Regions from separate parts of the Mus musculus genome. Here region 1 is linked to region 2. A link is a loop called in an ENCODE intact Hi-C map of the cell type or tissue named here. Cell type or tissue: left cerebral cortex. All regions are shown on one strand. Each heading gives the region's core, and the rest is flanking DNA. Links, peaks and the distances in the headings are about the cores only. Region 1 holds the start of Cds2 (CDP-diacylglycerol synthase (phosphatidate cytidylyltransferase) 2). Region 2 has its middle 53 kb from the start of Gm46766.

Region 1 (7,055 bases), core at 1,349-6,348, 54 kb after region 2:
TTTCACAATTCATTTCTCTAAAAGTCATGTATGCTTCCTCACCTCTGAGCCCTTGGATTGTGACACAACAGTATTAGCAAATCAGAATTGTGGCAGTAAGTCTTCCTCCAGCCTAGTAAACAATACACAAGAATTGGGTGGTGAGCTGGGTCCACAGCTGAGAGGGCTTGCTGCTCTTGCACAGAAGCAGAGGTCAGTTCCCAGTATGCATATCAGGCAGCTCACAAGCACCCAAAAGAGGAACTCCAGCAGATCCAATGCCTTCTTCTGGCCTCCGAGGGCATGCATATACACATGCACATACACATGCAAATATAAATTACAGCAAACCTCTTTCTAAAGAATAAAGATTTTATAGCTGAGCATGGTAGCACACGCCTTTAATCCCAGCACTTGGGAGGCAGGGGCAGGTGGATTTCTGAGTTCGAGGCCAGCCTGGTCTACAAAGTGAGTTCCAGGACAGCCAGGACTACACAGAGAAACCCTGTCTCAAAAAAAAAGGGAAAAAAAAAAAAAAAAAAAGAATTCAGATTTTAAAATTTTTGCTACATATATTCATCAAAAAAAAAAAAGGCATTTCACTGTTTCCTAAGCACATTTTTTTTAATTTTTAAATAACTTTTAAAAATTTTTTCGGGCGGTGGTGGCACATGCCTTTAATCCCAGCACTTGGGAGGCAGAGGCAGGCGGATTTCTGAGTTCGAGGCCACCCTGGTCTACAAAGTGAGTTCCAGGACAGCCAGGGCTATACAGAGAAACCCTGTCTCAAAATAACAACAACAAAAAAAAAAAAGAAAGAAAGAAAGAAAGAAAGAGAGAAAGAAAGAAAGAAAGAAAATTAAATTTTTTTCATTTATTAAAAAAATACTTATTTTTTAATATTTGTATTTATGCTATTAAAAATCCTATGCACGACAATTCAGAAACAGTAAGTAATCACTACTCGGCGTGGGCCGATTGCCTACAACAATCTTTTAAGCAGAATGCGTAACTGTTATGTTTTAGGGAGCATACGCCTAGCAGACCTCACAACCAACCACAAGGTTCTTTCACTGTACACGTGGTTTAAATGCACTTGTAATTACTAAGGCTGGACAGCTCCTCAACCTAAAATATGGAAGTGAATGTTAAGAGTCAACTGACACTTTACGTTTGGGGAATGGAGCCAAAGAGCTGGGTGGGGAGAGTAAAAGCTGCCTCGCCCCTACTAATATCACAGTTGTTTTGTCTTGTCTAATTGTTACAGTAAATACCTGTGTGAAGATGTATTCCAACAGCTATCAGACTTCGACTGGTTGGTTGGTTTTGTTTGAGACTGGGTTTCTCTACGTAGCCCTGGCTGTCCCGGAACTTGCTCTGTAGACCAGGCTGGGTTTAGAGGATTCAGAGATCCACCTGCCACTGCCTCTGCTGGGACCACAGGCATGACCCAGCTAGACCTTCTTTCTTTCTTCTCCCCCTTCTCACACCTTCAAGTCACCCTTAATTAGACAAGGTGGCATTCAAACCCACCAAAGAATATTCAGAACACAGTTTTCTTCAGGGCCAATCCACTATCCTCGGGGAAGATTAGCGATTTCTAAGTATTGTCTTTGCAAGGTACTCCTCAAATCTGGACCTCAGCCCTAGACCTTCTCCAAAGGAAGAGAGTTCTCCTCTGATGACCCACTGTCTACAACTGTAACAGAGTTGTTTAAACCCTTTATCTTTCATCTGAACTATTCTTCCTAGTAAAATTACTGTTGGCATACTGACCCTAAGGCTTACGCTTGTTTCCTTCCTGATGTTCTAACCAATTCAAACACAGTAAAAAGGTACAAGCTGGCTAGGGGGCTAGTGCCTTTATACAGCACAGGATAGGCAGAGGTGGAGGAGGTCCAAACTAGCTAGCAGGGCTTCCTAGAGAGATTCTATCTAAAACAAAAGTTCTGATGTCAAACGTGGGTGCTTAGGCTTGATGCTGTTTCCTTAAACAGCATTGGGGGGTGGGGTGCCTTTAGTCCCAGCACTCAGAAGGATCTCTGGGATGGAGGCCAGCCTGATCTACAGATCAAGTTCCAGGACAGCCAGGGCTACAAAGAGAAACCCAGTCTCGAACAAGCAAACAAAGATACTAAACTCTGTCAACTATTAATCAGGGGAAACGCGGCATATCCTCCTCCTTTATTGAAGACAGGCTAGAAACAGACCTTCAACGGAACCCTTATTTCCGTATCAGCACGCAGGCCTACGTACGAGAGCTTCTGCAGGTCACAAGCTGACAATCTCTGACTTAACCAGTCTCCATCATTCTGGTCCAGGCTACCTCAGCCGGTTCTACTCATCACTCACTGATCCGAACCACAAATACGGTCCGTCATTCAATGTCCACAGTAAAACAACCACCCTCCACCTTTCTCAACTTCACACAAACCTCGCACTTTCAACCAAAGGAGCGCCCCCACATTGGCTGTGTCCCTGCCAAAATGGCCTCCTCCTTACCTTCCTCCTTTACCCCATCAATGCCCACACTTGGCGCAGTAAACAAACCCACCATTGGGAGCACACACCTGCTCACTAACCCGCCCTCTCACGGAGTGGATCAAGACTCCTCTCTGATAGAACCAACAGATTTAATGTTTTAATCAAGTTCAAAAGAAGGTTTTAATCTCCCAGGAGACAAATGCTATGGCCTGAGTCCTCCCCCATTCCCCAATCAACAGCAATACTTGTAAAGCAAGCGGTGAGCCTACATCGCGCTCTCCGGGCCCCAAGCAAGGTCTGTGGGGTGTCCAGCGTCCACATCGGGAAGGCCTAGGGAAGGCGAAGACCCTCCAGAGCTCACGCGCTACTCCCCGCGCCCGCAGACCGCTGTCCCCACAAGCAAAAGACACCCGCCGACCCTCTGCGCAACCCAGGCCTGGTACCCAGGGCCGCGATAAAGGTCAGAGGGCGAGGCTGCCGGCGCGCCCCTCCGCACTTAACGATGCCTCTACCTTGTCCTCCGGAGGTGCGTCCTCGCGGACAACCCTCTGCCGTAGTTCGGTCATGCTGGGGACCCCGGCGCGACGTCACCCCGAGTGAGCAGCACGGTGGCCGCGGGGGTCGGCTCAGTGAGCACGGGCTCTCGGCGGGCCCGAGCACCTCGCAGCCCCACCGTGCCTCGCACAGCCCCTGCAGCAGCGCCACTAGCCCCGAGCCCGGCCCCGCCCAGCACCGCTGCCGCCGCCCTTGCCCGGAGAGCGGAGCCGCTGTTTCCCCAGCGGCCGCTCGCTCCTCCTCCCGGGAAGCTGCGAGCCAGCGCGCACGCGCACTGCCGCCATCTCCGCCTGGAACCCCAGACGCCAGGAGGCGGGGCAGCCTGGCGGGGGTGGGGGCGTGAGCGGAGTTCGAGACACTCATTGGACAAAACCTAGAGGGGGCGGGAGAAAAAGAGCAGAGTGAACCAATGGGGTCCTTGCGTCCTACCGCAAGTCCCCGCGCGCGAGTGCTGGGTCCAGAAGGTAACCTGTTACCGGGGGACAACAGCGCCTCGTAGCGGCCTAGACTTGCTGCTCTCAGCTTGGGAGTCCAAACGAAGAGACCAGGTGGACCTCTGAACATCATAGCAGGAGGTGAAACCTGTTTCAGCTCACTTTGCCTTGCCAAGCCATGGTCGCTGGTAACTTAGTGAGCACTGATTCTGTCTAAGCACCGAACTCAGAAATAGTCTCGTCCCAATCACACACCTTTTTTGTTCACAGCACTCCAGAGACAAAGGCAAGTGGATCTGATCTATGTAACCTGTTCCACTGCTACTGAGACCCTGTATCAAAAAACAAACAACCACAACAAAAAACACTTAGAAATGGATATGATATCTGCAAGTAACATCATCCAAGATATTGCTTGTCTTAAGTTTTTGTCTTGTTTTGTGCTGAAGGTAGAACTCAGGACCTATGGGCTAGCGAGATGGTTCAGTGGGTAAGAACACTGACTGCTCTTCCAAAGGTCCTGAGTTCAAATCCCAGCAACCACATGGTGACTCACAACCACCCGTAATGAGATCTTACGCCCTCTTCTGGTGTATCAGAAGTCAGCTACAGTGTACTCATGTATAAAAATAAATCGTTCAAAAAAAAAAAAAAACCCTCAGGTTTGGCTCTTGTTAACCACAACTTCTGTGAGTAAGTTAACACCCACATCTAATTCTTTGAAAACCTTTGGGCTGAAAGGAATGTTTCCTATGGAGCCCCTCCCTCTATTCCTGACCTAGTTTAAGCATTTAGCCAGCAGCTACAAGGGTACGAGTAAGAATTAGAACTCAGACGTTTGTTACCACGCTGTAACCAATGTTCACATATGCTGCCTGAATTCAGTATTATGGGTGCTGTTCCAGCATTGTTCTCATGCAAAACAGGGCTCCCAGTCCTTAGCCAGATTGCAATCTCAAAGAAGTCTTCCACACCAAGGGTCAGGTTCCTTTTAGAGATTTTGACCAGAGCTGTGAGTTTTCAGAAAATAGGAAGAGTTCTGAAAAAGACTTACATTCTCAAATTCTTGTTATGATGTTTCAAATTAACAGCAAAATACTTAGACAAACTTCAGCCCTCTGGTCTTTGCATTTTATTTGCTATTTAACAGCTTTGCACAAATGCTTGGGTGCTCTTGTTCCTCTACTGGTGTTTGCTGGTTTTGTTGGGTTTGGGTTTTTGCTTTGTTCTGTTAGAAATAAATACCTTTTGAAGCCAGACTTTGGCTACTTTGTGGGCTTTTTTCTTTCTTCTACCCTTCTCCACCCTCTTCTTCCACCCTTTCAACACCCTATCACTATGTAGGAAAGGAAAAGAAAAAGGATAGAGGTGAAGGGTGGTGATAATATCATGTGACTATTTTCTGATAATTAAGGGCGTCAAGTTCCTTGGAGCAAGTTTGAGACCAGAATACATGGCTAGAGAAATGGTTCAATGGTTAGGCGCACTTATTGCTCTTGCAGAGGAAGGAGGTTTGGTTCTCAGCACCCATACAGGACGAACTGCCCATAATTCTGGTTCCAAGGGACTCAAGTCCCTCCTCTGGCCTCTAGGATCGTCTGCAATTACATGGTACACGTGTACACGTAACTCATACAGTCACATGCATACAAAAAATAAAATAAAATATTATCTTTAAAAATAATACAGGACTGGAGAGATGGCTCAGTGACTAGGAGAGCTGGCTGTTCTTCCAGAGGACCTGAGCTAAATTCTCAGCCACACATGGGAGCCCGTAACTGTCTGAGACTACAGTCCTAGGGGATTCAACCTCCTCGTCTAGCCTCTGAGGGCACCAGCTACACACATAGTGCACAGATGCACATAGAGACAAAACACCCACACACAGAAATAAACCAAGACCTGGAAATCAATCGATATAAATCAGAGTCATGAAACTCGATGAGGTGTGTACTCAGTGAGATAATGCCTTCCGACTCGGCCTGAACAAGGTTCTCACTTAGCATCATCAAACCTAACTGAGCGCAAACCAAATGCATCCCTAAAATCAGTGTGGTAGGGAGCAGGACTCCATTAACCGGACATTCTAGAAACCATGCTAATAGCACTTCAACTTTAATGCCTCGCCTTCAATAGCAGAAAGAAAAGTAAAAAATGTTCCTGTCATCCTTCATGTGCTTCCTCTGTTCCTTGGGGTTGGTTCTCATTGGTTGGTTCTCATTGGTTGGTTCTCATTGGTTGGTTGGTTGGTTGGTTCTCATTGATTGGTTGGTTGGTTTGGGTTGTTTGTTTGTTTCCTGCTCATTATATTTAGTTTTTTCTCTGGAATCTTTTCTTCCAGGACTCAGGCATTTTGTAAATTTCTTTCTTGTAAATTTTTCATTATAAAATTTCTTCTTAGATTTATTATTCTTCCAAGTATATGTGCCTGATCCCTGTAGAGGTCAAAATCAGAAGAGGTTTTTAGATTCCCCTGGAACTGGAGTTACAGATGGTTGTGAGCAATCATGGGGGTGCTGAGAATCAACCCCGAGTCCTCTGCATCAGCAACAAGTGCCCTTAACCACTGAACGATAATTGTCTCCAGCCCTCAGGTGTATTTTATTACGTTTTCCCTTCATTACACCTCCTGGTTAATTCCTTAATTTTTAAATATTGTGTTCATTAATAGAACTTGGGATTCCAGTCTCCCAGAATATCCAGGCTGATTACAAACCCAGTGTAAGAGGCAGTTACTATTATTGGGTTTAATAATGTCACTTCATAATTAAACACCTCCTGTTTTCTTCCTTCCTTCCTTCCTTCCTTCCTTCCTTTCTTTCTTTCTTTCTCTCTCTTTCTTTCTTCCTTTCCCAACAAGTTCTCTAGACTCTATAGTGAAGGCAAGCCTCAAACTCATGCAATCTTCCTGCCTCTGCCTCTGCCTCCCATATGCTGGCATTATAGGAACACATCATCTAACCTCAACCCTGATCTCGATATTCTCACACACACACACACACACACACACACACACACACACACACGATGAAGTGGCGTGAAAATTGCCAAATTCCCTAAATAGGTATACCGAACCTCTTCTTACAAGAATAATTTGTCAGTGAACAATTCCTTATCATAAGTTTATTAAAGAACTATCAGGAAGGCTAGGTATGGTCAACAGTAAAGAGTTGCTGCCTACCTAACATCACTCACAGGCCTAGGCTTGTTGGAGGCCACTGACCAGTGGTTCATCATGTTCACTCTCTCCTGCCCCTCCCTCTTGCTGCTGTCCACTAACACCTCCAGCCTCATCATCCTAAATCCTAGGTTTGTGTGGTTGTCGTTGCGTTTTGTTGTTTTGTTTGAAGGGAGGGGTGTCAGTATTTTGAGATAGAGTTCTTCTGTGTAGCCTTGGCTGTCCTGATACTCACTTTGTAGACCAGGCTGGCCTCAAACTCAGAGGTCCACCTACCTCTGCCTCCTGAGAACTGGGATTAAAGGTGTGTGCTTAAGTTCTAGGTTTATGCAGTGCTGGGGACAGGACTCATGACTTCCTGTATATGTGCAACTTGAACCACATCCACAGCCCCACATTCTAAGACTTTTGATATTTATTTCTAA
Region 2 (7,055 bases), core at 1,064-6,063:
CCCTGTATATCAGATACTGACATTATGATTTATAACAGTAGCAAAAATGACAGTTATGAAGTACCAGTGAAGTAATTTTCTTGTTGGGGGTCACCACAGCATGAGTGTCTGAGGGTTTCTATTGCTGAGAAGAGACACCATGACCAAGGCAACTCTTTTTTTTTTTTTCATTTTTTATTAGGTATTCAGCTCATTTACATTTCCAATGCTATACCAAAAGTCCCCCATACCCACCCACCCCCACTCCCCTACCCACCCTCTCCCCCTTTTTGGCCCTGGCGTTCCCCTGTACTGGGGCATATAAAGTTTGCAAGTCCAATGGGCCTCTCTTTGCAGTGATGGCCAACTAGGCCATCTTTTGATACATATGCAGCTAGAGACAAGAGCTCCAGGGTACTGCTTAGTTCATATTGTTGTTCCACCTATAGGGTTGCAGTTCCCTTTAGTTCCTTGGGTGCTTTCTCTAGTTCCTCCATTGGGGGCCCTGTGGTCCATTCAATAGCTGACTGTGAGCATCCACTTCTGTGTTTGCTAGGCCCCGGCATAGTCTCACAAGAGACAGCTATATCTGGGTCCTTTCAGCAAAATCTTGCTAGTGTATGCAATGGTGTCAGCGTTTGGAAGCTGATCATGGGATGGATCTCTGGATATGGCAATCATTAGATGGTCCATCCTTTCGTCACACTTCCAAATTTTGTCTCTGTAACTCCTTCCATGGGTGTTTTGTTTCCTATTCTAAGAAGGGGCAAAGTGTCCACACTTTGGTCTTCGTTCTCTTGAGTTTAATGTGTTTAGCAAATTGTATCTTATATCTTGGGTATCCTAAGTTTCTGGGCTAATATCCACTTATCAGTGAGTACATATTGTGAGAGTTCCTTTGTGATTGGGTTACCTCACTCAGGATGATGCCCTCCAGGTCCATCCATTTGCCTAGGAATTTCATAAATTCATTCTTTTAAATAGCTGAGTAGTACTCCATTGTGTAAATGTACCACATTTTCTGTATCCATTCCTCTGTTGAGGGGCATCTGGGTTCTTTCCAGCTTCTGGCTATTATAAATAAGGCTGCTATGAACATACTGGAGCATGTGTCCTTCTTACCGGTTGGGGCATCTTCTGGATATATGCCCAGAAGAGGTATTGCTGGATCTTCCAGTAGTACTATGTCCAATTTTCTGAGGAACCACCAGACTGATTTCCAGAGTGGTTGTACAAGCTTGCAATCCCACCAACAATGGAGGAGTGTTCCTCTTTCTCCACATCCTCGCCAGCATCTGCTGTCACCTGAATTTTTCATCTTAGCCATTCTGACTGGTGTGAGGTGGAATCTCAGGGTTGTTTTGATTTGCATTTCCCTGATGACTAAGGATGTTGAACATTTTTTCAGGTGCTTCTCTGCCATTCGGTATTCCTCAGGTGAGAAACCTTTTTCAGTTCTGAGCCCCATTTTTAATGGGGTTATTTGATTTTATGGAGTCTACCTTCTTGAGTTCTTTATATATATTGGATATTAGTCCCCTGTCCGATTTGGGATAGGTAAAGATCCTTTCCCAATCTGTTGGTGGTCTTTTTATCTTATTGACGGTGTCTTTTGCCTTGCAGAAGCTTTGCAATTTTATGAGGTCCCATTTATCGATTCTCGATCTTACAGCACAAGCCATTGCTGTTCTATTCAGGAATTTTTCCCCTGTACCCATATCTTCGAGGCTTTTCCCTACTTTCTCCTCTATAAATTTCAGTTTCTCTGGTTTTATGTGGAGTTCCTTAATCCACTTAGATTTGACCTTAGTACAAGGAGATAGGAATGGATCAATTCGCAATCTTCTACATGATAACAGCCAGTTGTGCCAGCACCATTTGTTGAAAATGCTGTCTTTTTTCCACTGGATGGTTTTAGCTCCCTTGTCAAAGATCAAGTGACCATAGGTGTGTGGGTTCATCTCTGGGTCTTCAATTCTGTTCCATTGGTCTACTTGTCTGTCGCTATACCAGTACCATGCAGTTTTTATCACAATTGCTCTGTAGTACAGTTTTAGGTCGGGCATGGTGATTCCACCAGAGGTTCTTTTATCCTTGAGAAGAGTTTTTGCTATCCTAGGTTTTTTGTTATTCCAGATGAATCTGCCGATTGCCCTTTCTAATTCGTTGAAGAATTGAGTTGGAATTTTGATGGGGATTGCATTGAATCTGTAGATTGCTTTTGGCAAGATAGCCATTTTTACTATATTGATCCTGCCGATCCATGAGCATGGAGATCTTTCCATCTTCTGAGATCTTCTTTAATTTCTTTCTTCAGAGACATGAAGTTCTTGTCATACAGATCTTTCACTTCCTTAGTTAGACAAAAGCAAACATTTAACTGGGGCTGGCTTACAGTCTCAGAAGTTTAGTTCACTATCATCATGGTAGGAAGCATGGCAGCATGCAGGCAAACTTGGTGCTGGAGGAGCTGAGAGTTCTACATCTTCATCAGAAGGCAGTAGAAGAGACTGTCTTCCTCAGGCAGCCAGGGGAGACTCTGTTGTGCACTGGGTGTAGCTTGAACTTATTTATGAGACCTCAAAGACTGTCTATACTGTGACACACTTCCACCAGCAAGGCCACACCCACTCCAACAAGGCCACACCTTTTTTTTTTTTTTTTTTTTTTTTTTGAGACAGATTTCTCTGTATAAACCCTGGCTGTCCTGGAACTCACTCTGTAGACCAGGCTGGTCTTGAACTCAGAAATCTGCCTGCCTTTGCCTCCTAAGTGCTAGGATTAAAGTCGTGTGCCACCACTGCCTGGCTAAGGCCATACCTCTCTTTTTTTTAATTTTTATTTTATATATATATATATATATATATATATATATATATGACGAATAAACTGTAGCCATCTTTAGACACACCAGAAGAGGGCATCAGATCCCTTTACAGATGGTTGTGAGCCACCATGTAGTTGCTGGGAATTGAATTCAGGACCTCTGGAAGAACAGTCAGTGCTCTTAACCGCTGAGCCATCTCTCCAGCCCAAGGCCATACCTCTTAATAGTGCCAATCTCTTGGCCAAATATTGAAACACATGAATCTATGGATCCAAACCTCTTCAAACCACCACAATGAGGAACTGTATTACAGGGTCACAGCAGTAGGGAGGTTGAGAGCCTCTGCATTATACCATGAGGAAATATAACTAATGCAGGTAGACACTGCATTACTCATTTTACACTGAAGAAGGGGTAGCACAGACAGGGCTAGTAACCTGCCCAGTGCCACACAGCCAGTCAGCAATCCCCCAACTGAAACAGAAAGGACAAGCCATTCCACCTCTACAGGTGTGCAAGGAGATCTGTGAGGGAGGCCCAGCACTGGCTGGGAATCGGAACAAGGCCATGAGATGTTCAGGTGGCATCCTAATGCGCCCTAGGCTGCCTGAGCTAAGTCAGCTCTGGTAGTTATAGCCTGCCCTCCTCTCTGTTCCCGAGACAAAACATTCCTTCTGGGTGCAAACAGTTGCAATACAGCACCAATTTCCCTGGAATACTGAGGCCAGTTCTTTCTTTTGCATAGAAAGGCATTCACTCCTCAGACCACGCTGATCCCATGACAAACAGAAGCTTCTGGCCAGTGACTATCGGCTGCTAGCAACTGGAGCAGGGCTTTGCATATTTTCTCAGCTACCTCTGCTTCATGCAGAGGAGGCTAAGTGGTTGAGCAGTCTCATCAACGCAGAAGAAAACAGTGAGGTTGGGCCTGGATCTTACTCAACTGTGTCCTGAGCTGGAGCGCTTGAGCCTGACTCCTGGTTCACTGCTGCCCTCTCCTGGGCTTTTGGCAGCACTGCCTGACTGCAAAGAGTACTGCAGTTTTGATTTGGTTGGCTGGTTTGGAGTTTATTGTTATTACTGTTATGGTTTTTTTTAGATACTCACATCATTTCCCCTTCCCTTTTCTCACTCCAAACCCTCCCGTATACCACCTCTTGCTCTCTTTCAAATGTGTGGTCTTTTTTTTTTTTTCATTAATTGCTGTAACACTCATGCATGCATATAGGAACTGAGTTTTACTCAGGCCTCTCAAACTGCAGAGACCAGGGACAGCATTTCCATCAAATGGAAGATGGGGCAGGCAGAGGCAGAAGGGAGGCATTTCTTGTTCTCCAATCTACTACAGGGCCTCTCAAAATTGCACATATTATAAAATTGTACATGTGTATAAAAATCGTATAGGAAATGAGAATGTAGCTCAGAGATAGACGACCTGGCATGTACCCCCAGGCCATTCTCCTTTACAAATAGTCAGGATTAAAGGTGGCCACTTCTCAAGAATTCTTCTGTGTATCGAGGACTCCATACAAAACAAAACACTTCTTTTATTGCTATAAACACTCATCTATCCACTAACCAAATTCAATCGTGTAACCCGACTTCTCACCCCAGCAGGTCCCTCTGGTTCTCTCTACTTGGCTTTCTGGGTGTCTTCTTACTTTGGAGAATCAGATACCTTTTTAGGTAAGAACGTAGGCAGGCAGGCAGGCAGATGGATAATGTATGATAGGTAAGAGGGTACACAGATGATAGGTAGGTTAAGTAGGCACGTACATAGATAAATAATAATTAGATAGATAGGTCGGACAATAGATAGATAAATAGATGATAGGTAGGTGGATAGGTAGATGATAGGTAAGTAGGTAGATAAATAACTGATATGTAGTTGGGTGGATACATACATGCTTACATACATACATACATACATACATACATACTAGATGACGGACAGTGTGGTGATCTGAATGAGAACCACCCACCATGGACTCGGATGTTTGAACACTCGGTCCCCGGTTAGTACGGTTTAGGTGTGGCCCTAGTGGAGGAAGTCTGTCACTACGGTGGGCTAAAAGGTTTCAAAGCCACACACCATTACCAATTCCCTGTCTCTGCCTTGTGCTTGTGAGCCATTAGCTTCTGCTCCAGCCACCATGGCTGCCGCCTGCTGCCGCCCCTCCATCCTGGACTCTTTCTTACCCCTCTGCAACTGTAAGCCCAAATGAATTCTTCATCTACAAGTTGCTGTTCTCATGGTGTCTTATCATAACAAACAGAAAAGTGACTGATACAGATAAATCAGATGGGCAGGTAGCTAGATAGACAGACAGCTTGTGCTGAGTACAGGTGACCATTTGACAGGCAGCACACAGACATGCTGAAGTCCCTCCCTTTGTCACACTGTGAAAGGTCTGCACCTGTGGGGTGAGTGATTCCTTGACAGCCATTCATGGTTTTTTTTTCCCCCTCTTTCTACTTAAATAATTGGGCAAGATTTAATATTTAAACAAAACCTTTAGTGTCGATGACATAAAAAGACCCAACCTCAAACCCTTGACATTACTTGTAAACAAGCTAATAATAGATCTTTAAATGGAAAAATAAACACCTTCTGTGGAAGCGTCTAAGTGCTGGATATACGCCATCTGAAGACACTCTGCCTTAAGCTTAGTAGGACCAATTTGTATAGTCTGTGACTTTAAAGAAATCTGTATGATTAAAAAAAGTTTTAGAACAACACAAAATTATGAATGAACTAAAGATGGTGGCAGTGTTAGGAAGGAAAGGGAGAGGACAGCTTTCCAGAAAAAAGGCGTCCACGTCCAAATGACCTCTCCAGGAACTGTGGGGCGGCCTCTGAGAGGAGAGCCCCCAATCAAGGCTCCGATGCAGCCTGGTAATGAAGCAGAAAAAGTACAAAAGAAACATTCTTTTTCTTTTTTAAGATTTATTTATTATTATATCCAAGTATATTGTTGCTGTCCTCAGACGCACCAGAAGAGGGCATCAGATCTCATTACGGATGGTTGTGAGCCACCGTGTGGTTGCTGGGAATTGAACTCAGGACCTTTGGAAGAGCAGTCAGTGCTCTCACCTGCTGAGCCATCTCGCCAGCCTGAAACATTTCTATAGGAAACTGGATGTTTAACATTCCATGACCTTTAGAGACAGGGTGTCCCACTCAGCCAGGAACCACCTCAGACTCATCATCCTCTGCTCCTCACCCCCCCCCCCAGGTGTCTTGACTACCAGCAAGCACCACACTTAACCTTAATGCTTTTTCAGACACCATCTGCTTTCCTGTGCTTGTGCCAAGAGAACCCCTCTCTGCCCTATGCCATCCCCTCTGTTCTATGACCCCCCTCTGTCCTATGGCCCCCTCTCTGTCCTATGCCCCCTGTCCTATGGCCCCCTCTATCCTATGCCTCCCCTCCCATCTTATGCTCCTGTCCTATGGACCCCTCTCTGTCCTATGCCCCCTGTCCTATGGCCCCCTCTGTCCTATGCCTCCCCTCCCATCTTATGCTCCTCTGTCCTATGGACCCCTCTCTGTCCTATGCCCCCTGTCCTATGGCCCCCTCTGTCCTATGGCCCCCTCTCCGTCCAACGCCCCCTCTCTGTCCTATCGACCCCCTCTCGGTCTTACGCCCCTCTGTCCTATACCCCCTCTTTATCCTATGCCCGCCTCTGTCCTATGCCCCCCTCACTGTCCTATGACCCCTCTGCATCCTATGTCCCTCTGTCCTATGCCCCCCTCACTGTCCTATGACCCCTCTGCCTCCTATGTCCCTCTGTCCTATGCCCCCTCTGCATCCTATGCCCCCCTCTCTTCTTATGCTCTCTCTCTGTCCTATTCCCCCTCTCTGTCCTGTGGCTCCCCTCTTTCTCCCTGGGAGAGCACCTGGCATCCACAGAGCTCCTGCTTGGGTCCTCTGCATAGTGACCACCATGGTAAACCATGGCAGCCTTGGTGAGGGAACCCTTGAATGTACAGGAGGGCACAGCTGCCTCTTAGCAAGCATAGCCCCATGCACAGCCCCTCTAATGCACTTGCATACATGCAACTACAGACAGGATGGGAAACTCCAAAAGGATAAACATATATCTAGACAAAGGCCAGCACAGCAGTAGGGGGACTCGGGGAACAGTCTGTCTTCTGAAAAATAAAGAAGAGAAATTTGGGGCAAAGGAAGGCCAGGAGGCTAAAGGAGAGACAGGAGACGGGTGAGAAACATTCTCGACACTTAAT

The links. Hi-C counts contacts between places; a loop is a spot of excess contacts. Peaks named below come from ENCODE experiments on the same cell type or tissue, not always from the same donor. Only the 100,000 strongest peaks of a DNase experiment are listed, where the experiment ranks them.
Region 1: it touches region 2 in a loop (4-fold over the local background); 15 of 42 quality-filtered maps call a loop at or near these places.

Annotation. Positions count from the first base shown.
Region 1 is chr2:132,259,418-132,266,472 of GRCm38, reverse strand. Cds2 (CDP-diacylglycerol synthase (phosphatidate cytidylyltransferase) 2) reads right to left here and starts at 3,325. Exons shown (of 13, transcript NM_138651.7): 1 at 2,976-3,325. The coding sequence starts at 3,029. It overlaps Gm46766 (a long non-coding RNA gene), which reads right to left and starts at 2,969. Exons shown (of 2, transcript XR_001783482.2): 1 at 2,733-2,969; 2 at 1-112. In left cerebral cortex, for the core only: a CTCF peak has its summit at 3,511; DNase peaks (open chromatin) are centred at 2,019, 2,518 and 3,381; H3K4me3 peaks cover 2,234 bases; H3K27ac peaks cover 1,370 bases.
Region 2 is chr2:132,312,944-132,319,998 of GRCm38, reverse strand. No RefSeq gene overlaps it. Among named protein-coding and RNA genes, the nearest start is that of Gm46766, 53 kb to the right of the region's middle. In left cerebral cortex, for the core only: CTCF peaks have their summits at 3,814 (motif pointing left) and 5,771 (motif pointing right); a DNase peak (open chromatin) is centred at 3,779.